Linked DNA regions of Homo sapiens: region 1 is linked to region 2. A link is a loop called in an ENCODE intact Hi-C map of the cell type or tissue named here. Cell type or tissue: transverse colon. All regions are shown on one strand. Links, peaks and the distances in the headings refer to the core of each region. The heading gives the core; the rest is flanking DNA. Region 1 has its middle 200 kb from the start of GRB10. Region 2 overlaps COBL (cordon-bleu WH2 repeat protein).

The links. A loop is a pair of places that touch in the nucleus more often than their neighbours do. Peaks named below come from ENCODE experiments on the same cell type or tissue, not always from the same donor. Only the 100,000 strongest peaks of a DNase experiment are listed, where the experiment ranks them.
Region 1: it touches region 2 in a loop (12-fold over the local background); 1 of 110 quality-filtered maps calls a loop at or near these places.

What each region holds. Positions count from the first base shown.
Region 1 is chr7:50,981,406-50,992,563 of GRCh38, reverse strand. No RefSeq gene overlaps it. Among named protein-coding and RNA genes, the nearest start is that of GRB10, 200 kb to the right of the region's middle. In transverse colon, for the core only: no CTCF peak of the experiment used is centred there; no DNase peak of the experiment used is centred there.
Region 2 is chr7:51,259,014-51,270,171 of GRCh38, reverse strand. The region is part of intron 1 of COBL (cordon-bleu WH2 repeat protein); the gene reads left to right. It also overlaps the pseudogene RPL7L1P2. Among named protein-coding and RNA genes, the nearest start is that of COBL, 52 kb to the left of the region's middle. RefSeq lists an enhancer at 6,595-7,410. In transverse colon, for the core only: no CTCF peak of the experiment used is centred there; DNase peaks (open chromatin) are centred at 4,421, 4,762, 6,065, 6,471 and 1 weaker place; H3K4me3 peaks cover 414 bases; H3K27ac peaks cover 3,630 bases.

The DNA of each region.
Region 1 (11,158 bases), core at 3,008-8,007, 280 kb after region 2:
TAATTTGCATTTTCATAACTAATAATGTGGAGTATTTTTTCAAGTGCTCATTTACCACTTGCATATCTTCTTTGAAGAAGTGTATGTTCAAATGTTTTGCCCACTTTTAACTGGATTTTCTTATTAGTGAACTTGAGAATTATTTCTATATTCTGGATATAAGTCTTTTACCATACAGGTGACTGGCATAGTCTATGTCTTGTGTTTTCATTCTCTTCTGAAATGCATACATTTTTAATTTTGATAAAGTTCAATTTATCAATTTTCTGTTTTTTAGGTCATGTTTCTGGTGGCATAGCTAAGCTATCTTTACTTAACCCAAGTCACAAAAGTTTTCTCCTATTTTTTTCTCTACAACTTTTATACTTTTAGATTTTACATTTCGATTTATGATCCATTTTGTATTAAATGCTGTCTATGGTTCAAGGTATGGCTTGAAGTTGCCTCTTTTTCTTTGATCTGCCATATAAATTTTAGAGTAAGCTTGGTCAATTTTTACAAAATCTGTCTGCTAAGATTATGATTGGCATTGTTTTGAAATTATTCATCAATCTTAACAATATCAAGTGTCCCAAACTATAAGCATGGTAATTTTTCCATTTATTTAAGTATTCTTTAATTTTCTCAACAATTTTTTGTAGATTTCAAAGTACGTGTCTTTACTTCTCCTGTCAGACTTGTTCATAAGTATGACATATTTTAGGTACTATTGTAAATAATATTTCCATTTCTGATTCTTCATTGCTAGTTATAGAAAGACAATTGATTGTTGTATATTGCTATTGTGTCCTGAAACATTTCTAAGTTCAGTTACCAGCTCTGGTAGCTTTTTTGTTAATTCCATCTGACTTTCTACATAGATAATCCTGTCATCCATGAATAAACACATTTTTTATTTCTCTCTTTCCAATCTAGTTGCCTTTTATTTATTTATTTTGCCTTACCGTATAGGCTATTCACTGAATTCAGTGTTGAATCATAGCAGTGGACATTCTTGTTCCTTATCTTAGGGGAAAAGCGTACAATCTTTAATAATAAGTATAATGTTATCTGTAGGCTTTTTATAGATGCCTTTTATCAAGTTGAGGAAATTTTCTTCTATGATGACATTGCTGAGAGATGTTATCAGGAATGGATGTCTATATCTACTAAGATGACTATATGGTTTTTCTTTTTTAACTTGTTAAGATGATGGATTATATTGATTACTTGGCAAATATTAAAACAATCTTGCATTCTGGAGGTAAAACCCACTTCGTTATGGTGTATGATAATTTTTAATGTATTGCTAGATTCAATTTCTGAAAACTGGTTTTAGAATTTTATGTCCATGTTCATGAGTGATATGAGTTTGTAGTTATCTTTTCTTATAATGTCTTTGTCTGATTTTCATCTCAGGGTAACACTGACTTCATGGGATCAGTTGGAAAGTATACCTTCTTTAAATTTCTTGAAGAGTTGATGTAGAATTGTTATTATTTCTTCCCTGAAAGATTGATAGATTTCACCAGTGAAGCCATCGAGTCCTGTAGTTTTCTTTGAGGGAAAGTTTTTATTTTTAAATTTAATTTCTTTAATATATAAAGGGCTATGTAGATTAGGTATTTTTCTCTTGTGTAAACTTTGACACTTTGTGTGTGATTCAAGGTGTTGGTCAATTTCATCTACATTGTCAAATGTATTGGCATAAAGTTGTCCATGAAATTCTCTTACTATTCTTTTCGTATCTGTAGAATCTATAGTGATGCCACCATGCTCATTTCTGATATTTGTAATCTGTGTTGCCTCTCTCTGTCTTGATCGACCTGGCTAAAAGTTTATCAATTTTATTGGCCTTCCCAAAAACCAGCTTTGGATTCATTGATTTCGTCTATTGTTTTTTTCTTTCTTTTTTTTTCACTCATGTTTATTATTTCCTTGCTTCTTTTTACTTTGGGCTTAGTTCTCTAAGGTGGAAGCTGAGGTCAATGATTTGAAACCTTTCTTCTTTTTAATATAGTTTAGTGTTATAAATTTCCCTTTTGAAGCATCTCGCAAGTTTTATGTTGTTTTCATTTTCATTCAGTTCAAAGTACTTCCTAGTTTCACTTTTGATTTTGTCTTGCCCCACATTTTATTTAGAAGTGTGTTGCCATATACACAATGGAATACTATGCAGCCATAAAAAAGGATGAGTTCATGTCCTTTGAAGGGACATGGATGAAGCTGGAAATCATCATTCTCAGCAAACTATCACAAGGACAGAAAACTAAACACTGCATGTTCTCACTCATAGGTGGGAATTGAACAATGAGATCACTTGGAGACAGGGCAGAGAACATCACAAACTGAGGCCTGTTAGGGGCTGGGGGGCTGGGGGAGGGATAGCACTAGGAGAAATACCTAATGTAAATGACGAGTTGATGGGTGCAGCAAACCAACATGGCACGTGTATACCTATGCATCAAACCTGTATGTTGTGCACATGTACCCTAGAACTTAAAGTAAAATAAATAAATAAATAAGAAGTGCGTTGCATCATTTAAAAACATTTGGAGATTTATCTTTAATCATTTCTGAGTTAATTCCATTATGGTCAGAAAATATAAGTTGTATGACTTGAATCCTTTCAAACATATTAAGGTTTGTTTTCTAACTCAGAATGTTGTCTATCTTGGTAAATGTTCCACAGGCACTTGAGGGGAAGGTGTATTCTATTGTTATGTGGATTGTTCTATAAGTGTCAATTAGGTCAATTTAGTTGATACTGCTGTTAAATATTCTATATTCTTTACTCTCTCTCTTTTTTTTTTTTTACCTTTTTTTCTATCAATTTTTGAGAAAGAGATATTAAAATTTATTTTATGGTTGTAGACTTGTCTATCTCTCCATGGAGTTATTACTTATACCAGTTTTTGCTTCAGGTATTTTGAAGCTCTGTCATTAGGTCCATAAATGTTTAAGATTTCTATGTCCTCTGGACAAACTTACCCTTTTATTGTTATGAAATGACTTTCTTTGTCCCTATAAATATTCTTTGTTCTGAAATCCACTTTGTCCAATATCAATATAGCCATTGCAGGTTTGTTTTGTTTTCTTCTGTTTTTAGTATTAACATTATATAACTTTTTCCATCTTTTTGCTTTTGACCCACCTGTGTATTTATATTTGACATGAATTTCTTATAGGCAACTCTCAAGTTTTTTCTGACACCAAATAGGTGGTATATTTTCCAACACCAATTCTCTAGCTTGCTGATCCCCAACACAAACTGGGTGTCGTACAATTCAGTCCTATTCTGACACTGGCCACCTAGAGTTGGCATCAAGCTCCACAGGTTTAAGGGAGACTTCCCCCACTTCAGATGCCAACCACAAGCACTTGATTTCCAGGTTACCAGCACTTCTGTCTGACTTGGCTAAAAGTTTGGGAGTCCTCACAATCTCCTCCCCTGCACTCCTTGCCAGGTTTTATGATTTACTAGAGTCAAAGAACTCAGGAAAATTCTGTACTTGCTATTACAGTTTATTATAAATGATACATATGAACAACTAGGTGAGGAGGCTCACAGAGCAAGGTCAGAGCACAGGAGCCTCTGTCCTGGTGAAGTTGTGAGCCACCCTCCCAGCACACAAATTTGTTGGAAGCTCCTGGGACCCTGCCTTTTAGGGTTTCTATGGAGGTTTCATTATATTGGCGTGATTGATCAAATCACTGGCCATTGGCAATTGAACTTAACCCCCCACCCCACCACCACCACTGATTCCTCCCTCCTCCATGGAGATTGGACGTGGCGCTAGAATTTCCAGCCATCTAATCAAGGTTTGGCCTTTCTGGTGACCAGCGCCCATCCTGAAGCTACCTAGGGGCTCTCCAACAGTCCTCATTAGCATAATGCCAGGCATGGTGGAAAGGGGCTCATTACGAATAACAAAAGTGCCTATCAACCCCTTCACTCAGGAAATTCCAAGGGTTTTAGGAGCTCTCTGCCAGGGACTGAGGACAAAGACCAAATAGAGTCAGCCCTCCGCATCTATGGGTTTCAAATCCATGGGTTCAATCAACCGTGGATCAAAAATATTCAGGGGGAAAAGAAAGGATGGTTGTGTCTGTGCTGAACATGTACAGACTGATTTTCTTGTCATGATTCCCTAAACAATACAGTATAAGAACTATTTACACAGCATTGACATTTTATTAGGTATTATAAGTAATCTAGAGATATTTGGTATCCATAAGGAGTCCCGGAACCAATCCCCCGGGAATACTGAGGAATGACTATATATATTTCCTATTGTACCACAGCAACATAGAGTTGGTCTTGCTTTTCTGTGTGACCTGCAATCTCTGCTTTTTCTTCTGCTTCCTTTTGGATTAATAGGTAATATTAATTAATATTTTTATGGATATCTGCATTACTTTTTTTTTACTTATTAGCTATAACACTTTGTTTTGTTATTTTAGTGGTTCCTTTAGGGTTTATAATATACATATATGTTTAACTTACCACAATCTACTTTTGATGGATACTACCCCCTTTACTTATAATATAATGTTATATTAGCACACTTCCATTTTTCTTCTCCCATTCTTTTTTTCTGTTCTTGTCATATATTTTAGTTTTACATATGTTATAAACCCTATATTACATTGTTATTATTTTTGTTTGAACAATCAGTTATCTTTTCAAGAAATTTAAATAATAGGAAAAAAATCTTATTTATTTATATGCCATTTCCAGAGCTCTTCACTCATTTGTGTGGATCTGTATTTCCCTCCAATATTGACTTCCTTTTGACTGAAGGACTTCCTTTAACATTTCTCATAGCACAGGTCTGCCAGGGATGCATTCTTTCGGCTTTGGTATGCTTGAAAAAATACTTCCTTGTGTTTTAGTTTTTGAAGACATTTTCACTGAATATAAAAGCCTAGGTTACCAGATTTTTTTCCTTTCCATACTTCCCTACATTGTCTTCTTGTTCATAGTTTCTGATGAGACATCTGCTTGTTATCCATATATTTGTTCTGCTATACAAATGTCTTTTTTCTCTGGCACAATATATATATAATATGTTATGTATACAATATAATACTAATATAATATAATATAATAACATATAATATAGACATATACATATGTATATGTATATTATGCTTCTTGAAACTATACCACAATTCACTGATGGCTATGTTCATTTTATTTATTATTTATTTATTACCTTTTCTTTCTGTATTTCTTTGTGTATCTAATTTTGAATAGTTTCTATTCTTCAAGTTCATTAAAATGTTCTTCTGCAATGTCTAATCATCTGCCATTAATTCTATCTAATGTATTTTTTTCATCCCACATATTCCAATTTTCAACTCTAGAATTTTAATTTGGGCATTTTTTAATACTTTCCATGTTTCTACTTAATTTTTTAAAACATATAAAGTTATCATCCTGTCTTAATATTCTTGCCTGCTAATCCAAGCATCTGTGTCAGTTCTGTGTTACTTTTCACTGATGGATTTATATCATTATGAGATACAGAAGCTACTTAAAACTGGTTAGGGGCCGGGAGCGGTGGCTCATGCCTGTAATCCCAGCACTTTGGGAGGCCGAGGCAGGTGGATCACCTGAGGTCAGGAGATGGAGACCAGCCTGGCCAACGTAGTGAAACCCCATCTCTACTAAAAATACAAAAATTAGCCAGGCATGGTGGTATGCACCTGCAGTCCCAGCTACTTGGGAGGCTGAGGCAGGACAATTGCTTGAATCTGGGAGGCAAAGGTTGCAGTGAGCCGAGGTAGCGCCACTGCACTCCAGCCTGGGTGACAGAGCAGGACTCCTTCACAAACAAACAAACAAACAAAAAACTGGTTAGGTGGAACTGAGAGTGCTCATCCTAGCACTAATAATTTTTTTCCTATTTAGTCAAGACTTCTCTGCTTGTTTTACCTAGTTCCACATGGACATAGAGGTTTTCCAGTCTGGCTGGTCAATGTTATTCCTTGACCTGGGTGAGTGCTGGGTATTGCTACTCAAATTCTTTTGGGTGGCTCTTTCCCTAGCCTCAGAGACCTTCGTCTTGCATAGGATTCAGCTGAATGCTCAAGGGGAACCCTCTGCAGATCTCAGGAAGGCTCTCTCTCTGCAGCTTTCCTTCTTGGCCTTCCCTTACTCTCTTCTTTGTCTCATCTCAGGGTGTCCTGGCCTCTCTCTGAACATCCTTGAGAGATCAGTTGAGGTCTGGAAACTCTCAAGGCAGGAAGATTAGGAAATTGTAGGGCTCACTTGGTTTGTTTCCCATCTTTCACGGACCACTATCCTTCATTGCTTAATGCCCAGTGTCTTGCAAACCAATGTTTCATACCTTTTGCCTTGTGTTTGGTAGCTTTATAAAGGAAGGTAAATCTAGTTCCTGTTTTTCCATCTTGAAATTAAATGCAAGTCTCAGACAATATTAATTAACAAAAAGCCACAACAAGGTAACCAAGGATTTGAAGGGAAAAATTAAAAGTTTGAAACCTGAACAATCCAAGTGTAAGAGGTTCCCAAATTCAATGCCATCATAATGACCACTAGGTTATGCGGCCTGGAGAAGGAGAATCAGGAGAAGCACCAAGAATGGAGGCAGCTGTCAGAAGAAGGATTCGATTTAGAGCTCGAGATTTCATCTTTCCTTGTGCCTCCCTTCTGATCCCTTTCTGTTCCACTTCACCCTGGCTCCAGCCTATGGGCAGCTACAATCATGTCACAAAAAGCCCAGTGCTCTCCTCTCTCTTCCCAACTCTCATCTAAGTAAATGTGCCCCTTTCCCATTCTTAAACAGGCTTGTGTGGTGATTTACTTATTTAATGAAGATGATGAGCTGAAACGTGCAAAGCAAGTCATGGAGCACAATAGCTTATGACGGTCTGCCCTCTAGGAAACTCTGCTGCCTTATTGAGGGCCAAAGCCCCCGGCTCACAACAGGATGATAATGTTACCGGAAAGGGGTCCCAGTTCAGACCCCAAGAGAAGGTTCTTGAACTGCGTGCAAGAAACAATTTAGGGCTAGTCCATAGAGTAAAGTGAAAGCAAGTTTATTAGGAAAGTAAAGGAATGAAAGAATGGCTATTCCATAGGCAGAGCAGTGGCATGGGCTGCTGGACTGAGTATACTCATAGTTGTTTCTTGATTATATGCTAAACAGGGGTGCATTATTCATGAGTTTTCCAAGAAAGGGGTAGGTAATTCTCGGAACTGAGGGTTCCTCCCCTTTTTAGACCATATAGGGTAACTTCCTGACATTTCCATGGCATCTGTGAACTATCATGGCATGAGTGGGAGTGTCTTTCAGCATGTGAATGCATTATAATTAGCATATAATAAACAGTGAGGACGACCAGAAGTCACTTTCCTCACCATCTTGGTCTTGGTGGGTTTTGGCCGGCTTCTTTGCTGCAACGTGTTTTATCAGCAAGGTCTTCATGACCTGCATCTTTTGCCAACTTCCTATCTCATCCTGTTACTTAGAATGCCTAACCTCCTGGGAATGCAGCCCAGCAGATCTCAGTCTTATTTTACCCAGCCCCTATTCAAGATGGAGTCACTCTGGTTCAAATACCTCTGACAATAATGATGGGATAGTTAAGTAGGGACTGGCTGGTGGTGGCAAGTCTGCATAAACAACTAGTTATTTCTCTTCTGGAGAAGACCAGCTCCTGCATCAGGACTTTTCAGAGCAGGACCCAAGGAGCCCAGTTTTCTGCCTTCATGCCCCTTGCTCAGCCAGGCCTCAAAGGCTGGAATGAATATGAGCAGACACTTGACAATAATGAAGATGAAGGAGGAACAGTAGAGGCCCAGTTGGCCCTGCAGTCGGAATTAAAAATCTGGATGTCAGTGTTGACACTGTCAAAAGGTCAACTCACCCCCTCTGCATCTCCATTTCCACACCAGTAAAATGAAGATGATAACAATTGCCCACAACTGTGAGCTATAAATGAATGATGGTAGCATTAGCCTTACTCTGGTGGCGGGATGGTTCCTATAGATTTAGTGGTCATACTAGCCTATGGGTAGGAAGGTGAGAAGACAACAGGATTCTAGGGTTACCTCTGTAGGTACCTAAATGGATATCATTTCAGGGATAAGTTGACCCTTTTCATTTGGGAAAATCTGCGAATTTAACAAGGATCTGCTTATGAAGTCACTTGGGGTATGCAGAATCATCACCGTGAACCCCATTACACTAACACTAATGCCACCATAGAATAGAGAGGGTTGTTCAGAATGGCCACAGTATTGTCAAAAAGAAACCTCCAGTTACACCAGGAGATGGCTACCATCAGCGATGTTCAAATCTTGCCTTCATTTTTAATAAAAACCAAACTATCTCATGCCTCTTATTGTCAATCAGTGTTCTCAGATAATTAAGACTCTATTAATTCATGGCAAAAAGTGTAATTAAGAGGCTTAATTATGTCTGTGTGGAGTAAGGGGACTCAGCAGGGCATAAGGCAGAGGCTCTCAAATTTTAATTGCATTAGCATCACCCGGGGAGCTTGTTAAAAATGCAAATTCCTTGGCTCTTTGCCAAGGTATTCTGATTCAGTGGGTCTGGGTGGGATTCAAGAATGTGCATATTTCTTCTGCATGTAAATTGACAGGTAATTCTAGTGCATTTGTGTGGGGACACAACTTTGAAAAACACTGGTCTAATAAAAAGAAAAACAATATTTGAAGGCAGAAAAGATCTGTGTGTTAGAGATTCAGCGATGCAGTTCGGTCAGTGTTTATAAGAGGGATCCAGAAGATTTCCCGGAGTAAGAATCAAAATGTCTTTGGGAATGCAATACACATTTTAATGTGCCTTGTACACCTCCTCCCCAAAGCCACAGTCTATTGAACTCTTACCATGAACCCAACACAAAGTGCTAAGTGGCCCCTTAATCCTTTAATACTTTCACATGTGAGATCAATATTATTACTCCTGTTGTACAAAAGAGGAAACTAGAGAGGACAAATGGCTTTCACGCGGTCACCTAGATCTTCCATTACTAAGGAGAAAAGTATTAATATTAGTTAGGGTTCCCCAGAAAAACAGAGCCAATAGGACATGTATGTGTATATGTGTGTGTGTGTGTGTGTGTGTGTGTGTGTGTGTGTGTGTATATATACGGATATCAACATAAAGAGGTTTATTATAAGGAATATGTTCATGTTATTGCAGAAATAAGAAGTACAGACCCAGAAGAGCCAATGGTACCATTCCAGGTCAGGTTTGAGTCTGAAGGCAGGAGAAGACTGATGCCCCAGTGAGGACAGTCAGGCAGAGAGGGAAGGTTCTGTCCACTCGGCCGTTTATTCTTTTTTTTTTTTTTTTTGAGACAGAGTCTCGCTTTGTCACCCAGGCTGGATTGCAGTGGTGCAATCTTGGCTCACTGCAACCTCCGCCTCCCGGGTTCAAGCAATTCTCCTGCCTCAGCCTCCCAAGTAGCTGGGACTACAGGTGCTGTTTATTCGATTCAGGCCCTAAATGGACAGGATGAGCCCCATACGGTGGGGAGGGCCATCTGCTTTACTCAGTTGGCCATTTCAGATGTTAATCCAGAACTGCCCTCACAGAGATGCCCAGAAATAATGTTTCAGCAAACATCTGGGCACCTTGTGACTCAGTCAACTTGACAGCTACCCATCCACCAGCACAGTCCCTGCACGGGGTCTTTGTTATTCAGCATCTCCACACTGAGGGCAGCAGAAGCAAGGGCAGGCTCCCTATTTTCTGGTCTCTGCATTATTACCTACTGCTTGTGGATGGCAGGCTGTGACAGAGCAGGATGCCTTTGGAGGGGACAGGCATTGTGCCATGGGAATGGAAGTCCCGTCCTCACCACAGGCCACATCCTATGAGCTGGGCTTGGGGAGGCACACCCTTCCCACCACTCCTCATGCTCTGTGAGGCAGATGTACCATGTCCCCAGGGTGTTGCTCTGGCAACTCCAGAGGCTGTGACCCCTGCAGGAGTTCCTGGTTCAGGTAACAGCTTTGGGGAAGAGGAGAGGGAGCAGGAACAACACATTCAGAAATTCAGTCCATCCTCTACTCCTGGGGAGAAAATAGATTCCAGGACTGTTCAGAGATCAATTTGCTATAAAAACAGGACAAAGAAGGTGGTAGACCAGCAGGTGACCTCTCTGATCCCCTGCTACTGTTGCTGAAAACATTACACACTCCACGGGATGCAGTCATGAAGTCCCAGCATTTCATGCCCACAAAAACGCAGAGTGGCGAGCATTCTTACCTGCCTGTCTTTTACAGATGAGGAAACTGAGGCGGGGGGAAAGTAAATGGTGAAGACAGAACGTACATTTGCACCTGCCCCCCCCTAAATTGTATCCTCTCTTATTGAAGCTGAACACCGAAAAGTCCCAAGAATCACTAGAAGAGAGGTCTGGGCCGAGTTCAAATGCCTGGGATGGAACAGGGGAATGTCACTTTCAGAATTCAGCAACTTTAAGATTTAAGTTCATAGAAAATCTGCAGAGCAATGGGGCTATTGGTTGGACCTTAAAGTCATACTGTCAAACAGGCAGAGGATGGCGACACTTTACAGTGAGTGTTTGGACTCCACAGCTGTGAAGACAGGGGTGATGGTGCCCTCATGGGGACGCTCTCCTGGGTAGGGTAGCAGAGAGGGAGGCAGCGTGTGGGGAGATGCAGAGGCCAGAGCAGGGGAAAGCCGGAGCAAACACAAGCCTGAAAGCCTGGCCCCAGTATGGATCCCCACCATGAAGTCAACACCATGCTCAGGTCTCAGAGTTGGGTCAGGAATGCGGGCGTAGCTGAAGGTGCCTGAACATTGAAGTTGCACACTGAGAGGACGCAGGAGAATTAGGGAAAGCAGATCAAAGCCGACACAACCTTGTAAGCTGTTGAGGAAATCTATATGGCCTACGACTGCAAGTTTTAATAGTGAAAAATCAGTTTTCTAGGGTTTACAGAAAGTGCAAATTAAAACAACAGTGAGGGAATAGAATCACCTTCAAAGTTACTTGAGGCAAAAAATTATATTGTTGAAGGTGTTGGGAGATGAGTACTGTCTCATGTAGCTACTGGTGAAAATATAAATTATAACAATGCTTCTGTCACACAATTTGAAAATATTGTTCAGCCCTAAAAAGGGTGTATTTTTGATTTAGTGTTTATTTT
Region 2 (11,158 bases), core at 3,724-8,723:
AAGCCCTGTGTGCTCAGACAGGTGTCCAGATTCAGCTCCTGTCACAGGTTATGCCTGGCAAAAGTGCTCATGCAACAACACAGGTGCTTTAGAACCTGAGTCCATTTCAGGGCATATAAATAGGCCGCAGCTGAAAACATGTCCGTTGGGAACTTTTCAGAGCCTCTGTATTTTCTTAACTTGCTGACTTGATGAAGTTCAGCTAGAGGGAAGGAGAAGCTGTGCACAGGTGGGGGTGTTATTCCCTGTGTCAGTATGGCCGCCAGCAGGCTCAGGATTTTCTTTGGTGCTTTCTCCTGCCACGTCCTCAGTCTGGAGACAGAGCACCTCTTGTCTCTTGACCAGGGTTTCTTGGATGGGGAGCATTGGTGTAACTGTGAACATCAATTTTCTAATTGAGGCTGAGAAAACTAATAGAAAGGGTCTATAAAGAACCTCTAGAAAAGCAGTTTCCCTTTCCTCACTCTGGCCTTCATAAAATACAGGGTCGTTATGGTGAAACCAAGTGGCTGTGGCATTTGCTGTCCTCTGGTTTAAGCTGAGTGTATCTTGTGTGTTTACCTGGAAGCAGCCACGGGCAAGGAGAGCAGTGGCCGGAGCAGGGGCAGGGCTGTGACATGGAGCCCACGCTCCTGAGCACACCTCTGCCCCCCACGTCCTGCCGATGCACCACCCAGACCTGCCTAGTGCCCGACTCTGGAGGTGAGGGACATTGCGTGGCAGTTGCGTCTGGACCCTGTGCCACTTACCAGCAGCACGGCATGACAAGTGCTGGCCTCCCATCTCCTTCTTACCTGGGTCACTGATGCATGATGTGACTTAGGACCCCACTGCTGTACTGTTTTCTGTCCCCTGTGTGGATGCATCCTGGCTTATTCAGCCAGGCCCCTAAAGGAAAAATGAGCCACTTCTGCCCTCCCATTGTGAGGAAAAGATCCCCAACACATGGGCTTTTGTACCCGTCCTTCCTTCCCTGCAGTTTTGATCCAGCAGTTCTGAGGCTTGGTGGGGGGCTGCAATTTGGACACAGAAGCACTCCCCATCCCAGGAGTGCTTGGGGACACAGCAGCTATACAGAGCCTGCTGCAGCGGGTGGCTGGGTGCTGGCGCCTTCTGGCTGGCCTCCCTCCATCAACCTCGCTTCCCTGGGGTGCACTCCCTGCTGAAGGGCTGGCACAACTGCTCCAGCTCCAGCTGTGTCTTCTGGGAAGCCTGAATTTTTTTTTTTTTTTTTTTTTTATTGAGACGGGGTCTCACTCTGTCACCCAGGCTGGAGTGCAATGGCGCGATCTTGGCTCACCACAACCTCCACCTCCTGAGTTCGAGCGATTCTCCTGCCTCAGCCTCCTGAGTAGCTGGGACTACAGGAACCTGCCACCATGCCTGGCTAATTTTTGTATTTTTAGTAGAAGCGGGGTTTCACCATATTGGCCAGGCTGGTCTCGAACTCCCGACCTTGTGATCCACCTACCTTGGCCTCCCAAAATGCTGGGGTTATGGGCATGAGCCACCGTGCCCAGCTGGGGAGCCTGATAAAGACACCTGTGTTCTTATTTCCACATCTGCAAAAGGGAATTACTCTGTGATCCACCTGCTTCACAGGGCTGTGAAGATCACATCCCTTAAACATACCTAACGCTGCCTTGCACAGAGTGAATGCTTAGTAACTCTTCTTCTCAGCGTTCATCTGCGTTGCAGGAAGGGTGGTAGGAAAGACTTTTTGAGGAGGAATTAAGTGTCCAGTGGGTGGAAGTGTCTAGTGGGTGGATGGTGAGGCTGTTAGTGAAGGAGCTTGAGGGTCCAGAGGGCAGAGCTTTGGCAGAGGTGATTTTTCCCACAGTGGAGGGTTACCATGGTGCAGGGTGCATTGATTGCATTTTCCTTTTAGACAAATTACTGGGAATAGTGATCATGCTCTCTTCTAGTCCTGGATCTATTGTAACACTCATTCATAATAAAATTCCTTGTTACATATTTGCCTTCCTGGAGTGCTGAGGAAGAGATTTCTTTATTGAGAGTGGGCGAGAACAGTGCCCCAGACGGCACGTGGAACTGAGGACACCCGCAGCGGACACAGCGCCTGCAGGGCAGGAGGGAGGAAGGCTGTCCAGTCCTCATCTCTACCACCAATACCAGATACCAGGGCAGGGATCTTCCACTTGATAAAGTAATAGAGCCGTGGTCTCAAAAGTGGAGGTACAGGCCCCCGGGTGTGCTTCGTGATCCATTTGGGATAAGGAGGAAGTGAATAAATTTGGGAAGAGAATATTTGTTGTTTCTTTCCAAAGTTCTTTTTTTGGCCGGGTGTGGTGGCTCACACCTGTAATCCCAGCACTTTGGGAGGCTGAGGCAGGCGGATCACTTGTGGTCAGGAATTTGAGACCAGCCTGGGCAACATGGTGAAACCCCGCCTCTACTAAAAATACAAAACTTAGCTGGGCATGGTGGCAGGTGCCTGTAATCCCAGCTTCTTGGAGGCTGAGGCACGAGAATTGCTTGAAACTGGGAGGCAGAGGCTGCAGTGAGCTGAGATTGCGCTACTGTACTCCAGCCTGGGTGACAGAGAGCAACCCTGTCTCAAAAACAACAACAACAAAAGTTCTTTTTTTGTGTGTAATTTCTGTAATGTTCTCAATATACTAGTAACATGTATAATATACTCTCAATATACTAGTAATATATATATATATAAAAATACAAATAAATGAATGTATGAAAATGGAAGTAGAGGCCTCAAGTCTTTGCGGATGGGGCTGTGCTGTGGAGGTTCTCTTGAGCCCCTGCTCACCAGTGCAGGTGGCTGTGAGTCAGGTCCTGCGCTGGTTTTGTTCTGGCTCATCTGTGTGCCTCAGAAGGCCTGACACTCCTCAGGCCAGAGTGCCTGCCTGAACAGAGGAAAATCTTTCATAAAGTTTTTTACAGCAGGGGTTTGGGAAAGGGTACCAGGTTTGGCATTGTTAAAAATGTAGAAATAACAAGGGTTTCAGATTTTTATTTACTGAAAAATCAAAGTAAATGAGATACTTATTTTTGTTCAAGGTTTTCTTCCAACATGGGCCTTTGTGTGGCCTCTGTATTTATGCGGTGGGAGAGTGGTGGTGAGCGGAGATTTCTAAAAATTGAGAGGGTATCTTTGATACCTTTTGGGTTTATCGCAAAGCCCTGTGGAAATCCTGACCATGATACAATGTTATATGCTTTTTATTTGTAATCGTATGTTATTAAGAAGCAGAGGGCATTGATGTCGAAATGTAAGTTAATAGGGAATATAAAAATGGGACTCATTTTGCAAATTTGCCTTGGGACTCCTCCCAAGGGCAACTCCTCCCAACCCTGAATTGGGTTATCTCAATAAAAATGTTAGGTTTCTTGGTCTAGGTGTCCATAGCACTCAAAAAACATGTGGAAAAAAACTGTGTGTGGGTGCTTGTGTCGTAGAGTCCTTTCCTTCCGTCCATTTGTGGGAAACAGGGACAGCCCTTGCATATGCCATGTTATTTGTGTAGAAGTACTTGCAAGCAGCAGCCAGAAAAGCCGTTTCTCACTTTGTCATTTAAAATAAGAATCAGTTGATCTTTTTTTTGTTTTGTTTTGAGATGGAGTCTCGCTCTTGTTGCCCAGGCTGGAGTGCAATGGTGCGATCTTGGCTCACCGCAACCTCTGCCTCCCGGGTTCAAGGGATTCTCCTGCCTCAGCCTCTTGAATAGCTGGGATTACAGGAATGCGCCACCATGCCCAGCTAATTTTGTATTTTTAGTAGAGATGGGGTTTCTCCATGTTGGTCAGGATGGTCTCAAACTCCCGACCTCAGGTGATCCACCTGCCTCGGCCTCCCAGAATGCTGGGATTATAGGCTTGAGCCACTGCACCTGGCAATCAGTTGCTCTTTAAAGCAAAACTAAAAAGTCAGAAATTAAGTTAATGACAGCAGCTTTTGCCTATAATACAATTAGTTTTCAATCTATATTTTACCATGTATTTAGTGTCCATACAGAAGATGAGATAATTTATTGTTTTGTAATTAATTTGCCCACATGTGATTGTTTCTTACAAAATTAAAATGTTTTAGCAGCATGTGTCACTAATTACTTAAAACATCAGAATTTGCCTTTCTGTGTAATGAATATTATTAAATATTATGTTAATCCCAGGGGGCTTTTAAGGTTGTATATTACTGTGAAAGGAATTGTGAATTGAAAAAAAAATGGTAGGGAAACGCCAATTCACTGGATCACATCGATCCACTGGATCACATCTGGCTGTAACTTTCATTATAAATTCAGAGGTGTAATGGAAATCGCATATGACTGTTTCTTGAGAATGTGAGTGGATGTACATTTTATGTGGCAAAACATCTGCCAGTCCACGTGGACAGTTGATCCACATGGACTTTGAGCCTGTCATAGAAGCCTGAGAGCCGGGGCAGGGAGGGAGGGTTGCAGAGGAACAGGCACAGGCTGCCCTGGCAGGGACAGGTGTCCGGAGAAGCCAGCCCACCTACCTGCCCCTTCTTCCCCTCTGGGCACCTCAGGTATCACATCATCCAGGGCTTTCTCCTGGTTGGGGTTCTGTGGGTGGCCCTGGCTGAGGGGCATGCTCTCCTTTTCACTGTCCTCTGTGCACATGTGCTTTGGGTCTTTGAACTGAGATAAGTTCTATTCCTAGGGCTGCAAACACCCTGCCTCACCTCGACCTGTGACCTTGCTAGAGCAGAGGTGCAGCCTGTCCCCATCCAGCCTGGGGAGCCTTCTGCCCTAAGCCTGGTGGCGGTTTGCCTGGTGGGTGTGGCTGGGCGTGCTGGGGTCAGTGGATGGGGAACAGCCCCTGCTCTGGGTTTCTCTGGAACCCAGTTCTTCTGGTTCTCCCCTCTCCACAGCTATTTAACTCCCAACCCCCACCTGCTTTCCCAGGTCTTTAAAAGCAGGTGTGGATGCAGATGTGGCACTACCCTTGTAAAGCAGCAGTGAGGCTGAAACAGATGAGCACGCGGTTGTTAAAGGACTGGGAACACACACAGAAAGGTGTCAGAAATGCCCTGAGGTTCTGCTGTGTAGACTTTCTTGAGTGGGGCATCAGAAGTGCTGCCGCTGGTTGTCGGGCATCGGGCTGCTGTTGCATGCCCCTTCAGGAGGCCTTCACATTGGAAACGTGAGCATGAGTGACCTACTGAGGGCCAGAGGCCTCTGGGCATTCTGGGATGAGAAGGAAGCTGCACTTGACATCTAAGTCCTCTTCCATCCCACAGTTTAAAATGGCATACAGTTATGGGATATTTCCTATGGATATGAAATCTGATTTCATATGCACATGTGTATGAGAGAGAACAATGTAATGAACCTTTGGTGTACACTCCAACATGGTATATTTTATTTCATTGTATACCCCACTTGCCCTCTACCTCAGCTGGTGTGTTTTGATGTTATCAATGTGCATTTAAAAGCATTTTGTTCATTTTTCTTCAAGTGTTAGAGGTTGCTTTTTTTTTTTTTTTTTTTTTTTGGGAGATGGAGTTTTGCTCTGTCACCCAGGCTGGAGTGCAGTGGTGTGATCTTGGCTCACTACAACCTCCACCTCCCGGGTTCAAGCGATTCTCCTTCCTCAGCCTCCCGAGTAGCTGGGATTACAGGTGTGCACCACCAAGACCGGCTAATTTTTGTATTTTTAGTAGAGACGGGGTTTTGCCATGTTGACCAGGCTGGTCTCGAACTCCTCACCTCAGGTGATCCACCCGTGTTGACCTCCCAAATTGGTAGGATTACAGGCGTGAGCCACCATGCCTGGCCGGGGGTTGCTTTTTAATTATATTTTGTTTTGCAATTATGTAAAACATCCAACTGTTACGTAGAGGTGTCCTCACTCTCTGTGCCCTGTGTGGCTGCATCCTGGCTTATTCAGCCAGGCCCCTAAAGGAAGAACGTTTGAGCCCCTTCTGCCCTGCCATTGTGAGGAACAGATCCCCAACACATGGGCTTTTGCACCCATCCTTCCTTGCCTGCAGTTTTGATCCAGCAGTTCTGAGGCTTGGGGGCTGCGATTGGAACTCAGAAGGCATCTCATGGGGACCAAGCTCAGATAGACCTGGGCCGGCGTCCTGGCTCTCTTCCTCACTAGTTTTGTTGTCTTTTGACAGCTACATAATCTAGGTTTCAGTTTCATCTTCTATAAAAGTGGAATAACAGCACCTCCCTTGTGAGCTGTCATGAAAACTAGTTGGGACACTAAGAACCTACCACAGTGCCAAACTCATGGTTAGCATTCCATCAACTTTAGTTATCTCCTGTCCTCATTTGAAATGGGGATCATAGTCCTTATGTCAACTGTTTTTGTATAGGAATCATATCAAAATATTTAGTAGTTGCCAAGAAAGTGTTCAGTGACATAAAAATTGTGTCATTATCAGCAGCACAATCCAATAAAACCAGTCTGGCTGGTTCTGTCTCCCAGGCCTTGCTGGGCAGCCCTTGAACTTAACAATCAGACCTGCTGGTGCTGACACCAGTGAGCTGGACAGCCACGCCTGGGAACTCTTCATCCTCCCAGGTACTAAAGCTTCAACTAAAAGCACTCAGGTGTGGGCTCCATAATTCCCCACCAAAGTGGGGACCTCCACCCACTGTGTGAAAAAAAAAAAGAACTTTTTTTTCTGTTTTATTGTCTTGGTTCATAGCTCAGGCCCTTGCCAGCACTTTGCAGGGCTTCTGAAATGCTCTTCTGATTTCCTTCCTCCAGCCTCCTACTTTCCTTATCCACCCCCCATATTGCTGCCAAAAGCAGTTTGTGAAACATATCCCACTGACCATTTATCTTCCTGCTTAAAACAATCCATTTGCTCCCTCCTTCTCACACGTGGGAGTGCATGAGTGTGAGACCTCGTGGGCCCTCCCCAGGCCTCCTGGCCTGTGTGCTCTTGCTCATAGGAGCCTAGGGCTGGAGGGTGTCTCTTGCACCTTTCCCCAGTGCAGTGTAGATGACAGGTGCTGTTCACAGGTAGGACCTGCTCCCAGGGCCACCCTCGGCTTGCGGGTGGCTTCCGGTGAGCTGGGGGGAACTCCCCAACTCCACACACCACCACTTTGTATTAATGAGAATGTGGCTGGCGACACCTCCATGTCTCTTAACACTGCGTCAGGGCCCCACTGATGTCAGTTCCACCTGCCCTGGTGTGGAGACGAGGCTCGTCCGTGCCTCACCTTGCCCAGCTTACCTGCTGGACACTGACTTCTTTTTCCAGATGCAGCCCAGGGCTGCTGCCGGTTCCAGTTCCCAGGCTCCTGGCAAGTTGGGTCTCAATGCCTCTGGGCCCTGCCCTGCCTCCTACCAGGGGTTGCTGGTAGGGCGTGGGCAGTGAGGGAAGGACAGCTTCTTCATTATTGCCCTCTTCATCCTTGTATCCCAGCACTCACTCCACAGCCACTGAGACTGCCCTGGGACCAACCGGCCCCTGGTTCATGCTTTAATACTGGCATGTCTTCACACACATCTGTCATGTAAATCACTTTGATTGTTTGCCCCAGACGTCCATGTGATGGTGACTGCATGGCGAATGTTGCCGCCAGCACCCTGTTGGTTCACAGGCATGGCGACTTGGCGCTGCCTGTCGTGACTTCCCAGTGCATCCTTCCTGTGCGCTCTTACTAGGCTGTCCTAACCGGGCCATTTTCCCTGAGGGTCTCAGACCCAGTCCTGAGTCGCAGGAGTCCTTTCCCATGGCCACCTCGCTGTGGAACTGTTTGTATGGTCCTACTGACTTCCTCTCTTCAGCTTCTGACTCTGACACGGTTTCGTCCGGAAACTTCCTTTTCTGACCTTCCTGGCCAGGGTCTCCCTCCTCACTTTCCTGTCACCTCCTGGGGCTCCTTTGAAGAGTCTGCCCCTCCTCTGTCCCTGCCTGAGACATTGGGGTTCCCAGGTGTGCCCCTGTCTTGCACCTGCACTTCTTCTTCTGCCTTGTGTTCTCGAGGATGTGGCCTCCTGGGGCTGGGCCACTGTCAGACTCCACTTTGGCTCTGTGCCCTGAGCCAGCCAGGGCTGCTGTGCGGTGAGTGCGGTGAGCCTGGCAGGAGCGCTGCCACTGGCCACATTCTTCCTGCACCATCAGCACGGGCCCACCCCTCTCCAGCTCCATCCCAACCCCTCTCCTGGCAGCTTTGGACTTGCCTGCCCAGAGGGTGCCTCACAGAATCTGGAGCTTAGCGTTCCTCAGGCTGCCTTCTTTTTTGTTTTGAGATGGAGTTTCACTCTTGTTGCCCAGGTTGGAGTGCAATGGCGTGATCTTGGCTCACTGCAACCTCCGCCTCCTGGGTTCAAGTGATTCTCCTGCTTCAGCCTCCCTAGTAAGGCAGATGCCACAATTCCCAGCTAATTTTTGTAGAGAGGGGGTTTCACGATGTTGGTCAAGGCTGGTTTCAAACTCCTGACCTCAGGTGATCCGCCTACTTCGGCCTCTCAAAGTGCTGGGACTACAGGCGTGAGCCACCGCGCCTGGCCCCTCGGGCTGCCTTCTTTCAACACCTCCAGGGCCTGTACAACTGGGCTTGGTGCACAGGCCAGCCATCCTCCCTGTCAGGCATCACCTCAGATTCCTCCATTCCCTGGTGCGTCAGCTCTCCACCAAACATGTCATCACACTGCTGTGTTCTTAGCTCAGACGAAATCACCATTGGTGTTTTGTGTTTCGCAGTAGCTTTTGACTCTAGTCTCACCTTCATTCATTCATTGCACAGATATTTACTGTGAGCCTGCTACTCACCAGCATTTTATGCCCTGGGAACACAGCCATGAATATGACAGGTGAGGTCTCCCTGCAACTCTGACACATTATGTTCTAGTGGGGGAGATAGAGAGTAAATAAATAAAGTATAATTTCTGGAAGTGATACTGAGTTGGAAGAGAGTTGCAAGGGCTGCAGTTTTTTTATAGGCGTGTGCCACCACGCCCAGCCAAAGGCTGCCGTTTTGGATGGGCTGTCAGGAGAGCTTCTTTGAGGAGGTTTTGCTGTACATGTACGCCTCTCAGTGAAGAGAGGAGTAAGCCATCTACTGTGTACGGCAGCATGTGCACATCTCCTGCGGTGGGGCTGAGCTTGGCGTGTGTGAGCAGCAGGAAGGCAGGCAGTGTGGCAGGAGTAGTGGGGCTCTGGGGAGAATGGCTGGAGGTGAAGCAGGAGAGATGGGCAATGGAGAAGGGGTATGGAGGTTTATAAAGTTCATGAGATGCCCTCAGAAGGTTTTGGGGAAAGGCAGGATGTGATCTGAGCCTACCCTCCCTATCCCTCCAGAGAAGTCATGGCTAAATGCAAGTGCCCTGTTATTGACCTGCCTGGAGTCCTCTGAGGGTTTCTGCCACCTCTGGGATAAGATCCAGGCTCTGCCGCCTGGTCCCTGCATCCTTTCCATGGCTGCCCTGCTGCACACTGTCAGTCCCCAGCTGCAGCTTACCTGCGATCCCAGTTCTTCACACATCCCACAACCTTTCCCATCTTCTCCTGTAGCGACCCTTCCTTATGCTAGACATGTCCTTATCCCATTCTGCAACACATAGCTCAACCAGTGCCTTGGAATTGTCCCCTCAGGCCACTACCCTCTTTCCTAGAAAGAGCATCTGCTCCACGAGCATTGTATATGAGCCTTTCTCATGGCACAAGCCTTGGTGTCTTGAGTGTTTGTTTATCTGTGTTTCCTACCAGTGATGGACTTGCATCAGGGAGGGATCCTGTTATCCTCATTTGTGGATGTTTAGAATCTATCCCAGATACTGACCCATGGAAGATAAATAGTAAATGTCTTTTGAGTGAATGAAAGAATGAATACAAATCATGTGATCTTTCTCCCTTTTTATTTTCAATGCAAACTTTACATATTATCCTGTTCTATAAATGAGATAGACAAAAGCCACTTCATAATTTATTTTAGGTCTTTAAAAATAGTATATGGTCTTGATAGAGTGAGTGCCATCTTCCCCATGTGGTAGAGTTACGCATGATCAGTAGCTACAACTCTAGAAAGATAATGGAGCAAGAGCAAAGAAAAATCCCTTTGGTTCCAGAAAATCTCCTGAAAAAGAGGAAGGCTTATCAAGTCCTCAAAGCCACCCAGGCAAAGCAGACACTTTTGGAGAAGAAGGAGCAGAGGAAAGGAAAAGGGCTCAAGTTAAACGACTGGAATCATTCCTATATGATTCCTGGTGGCAGAAACGTGACAAGATGCATCTCAGATGACTAGAAGTGAAACCTCATGCCTTGGAATTGCCAGATAACATTCCTTGGCCTTTATTGTACGCATTGAAAGGATTAATGACATGAGTTTACTGGTGCAGAGAACCATGGCAAGACTTCGCCTAAAGAAAATTTTTAGTGGTATCTTTGTAAAAGTCACCCCCCAGAACCTAAAAATGCTGCCCATAGTGGAAACTTATGTGATCTGGGTATTTCCACATCTGAAGTCTGCCTGGGAACTCATTTTGAAATGTGGATGAGCCAAGGTCAAGAATAAGACCATCCCTCAGACAGACAACACAGTGATGAGGAGCACCAGGGGAATTTTGGTGTCATTTGCTTGGAAGACCTCATTCATGAAATTGCCTTCCTGGAGAAGCATTTCCAGGAGATCTCATGGTTTTTGCGCCCTTTCCACTTCTCAGTGGCCCATCTTGCTACCACAAATAGAGTGGGTTTCCTCAAGGAGATGGGCCCCACCTGGCTGTCGGGGTGAACACATCAATCAGCTCATCCACCAGCTGAACTAGACCCAGGTGAGGCAGGGCTGAAAACTGCCCTTGGGCTGACTTTTGATGGGTCATGCCTTGCCACTTAAAAGTGCTTTTTGCAGTTACTAGTATTCCTATTAGTAACCGTGAGATTGGGTTACTCTTTTTTTTTTTTTTTTTTGAGCTGGAGTCTCACTCTGTTCCCCAGCCTGGAGTGCGGTTGTGTGATCTCGGCTCACTGCAACCTCCACCTCCCAGGTTCAAGCGATTCTTCTGCCTCAGCCTCCCGAGTAGCTGGGATTACAGGCAATCGCCACTGCATCTGGCTAATTTTGTATTTTTAGTAGAGACAGGGTTTCACCATGTTGGTCAGGCTGGTCTTGAACTCCTGACCTCAGGTGATCCACCTGCCTGGGCCTCCCAAAGTGCTGGGATTACAGGCATGAGCCACCGC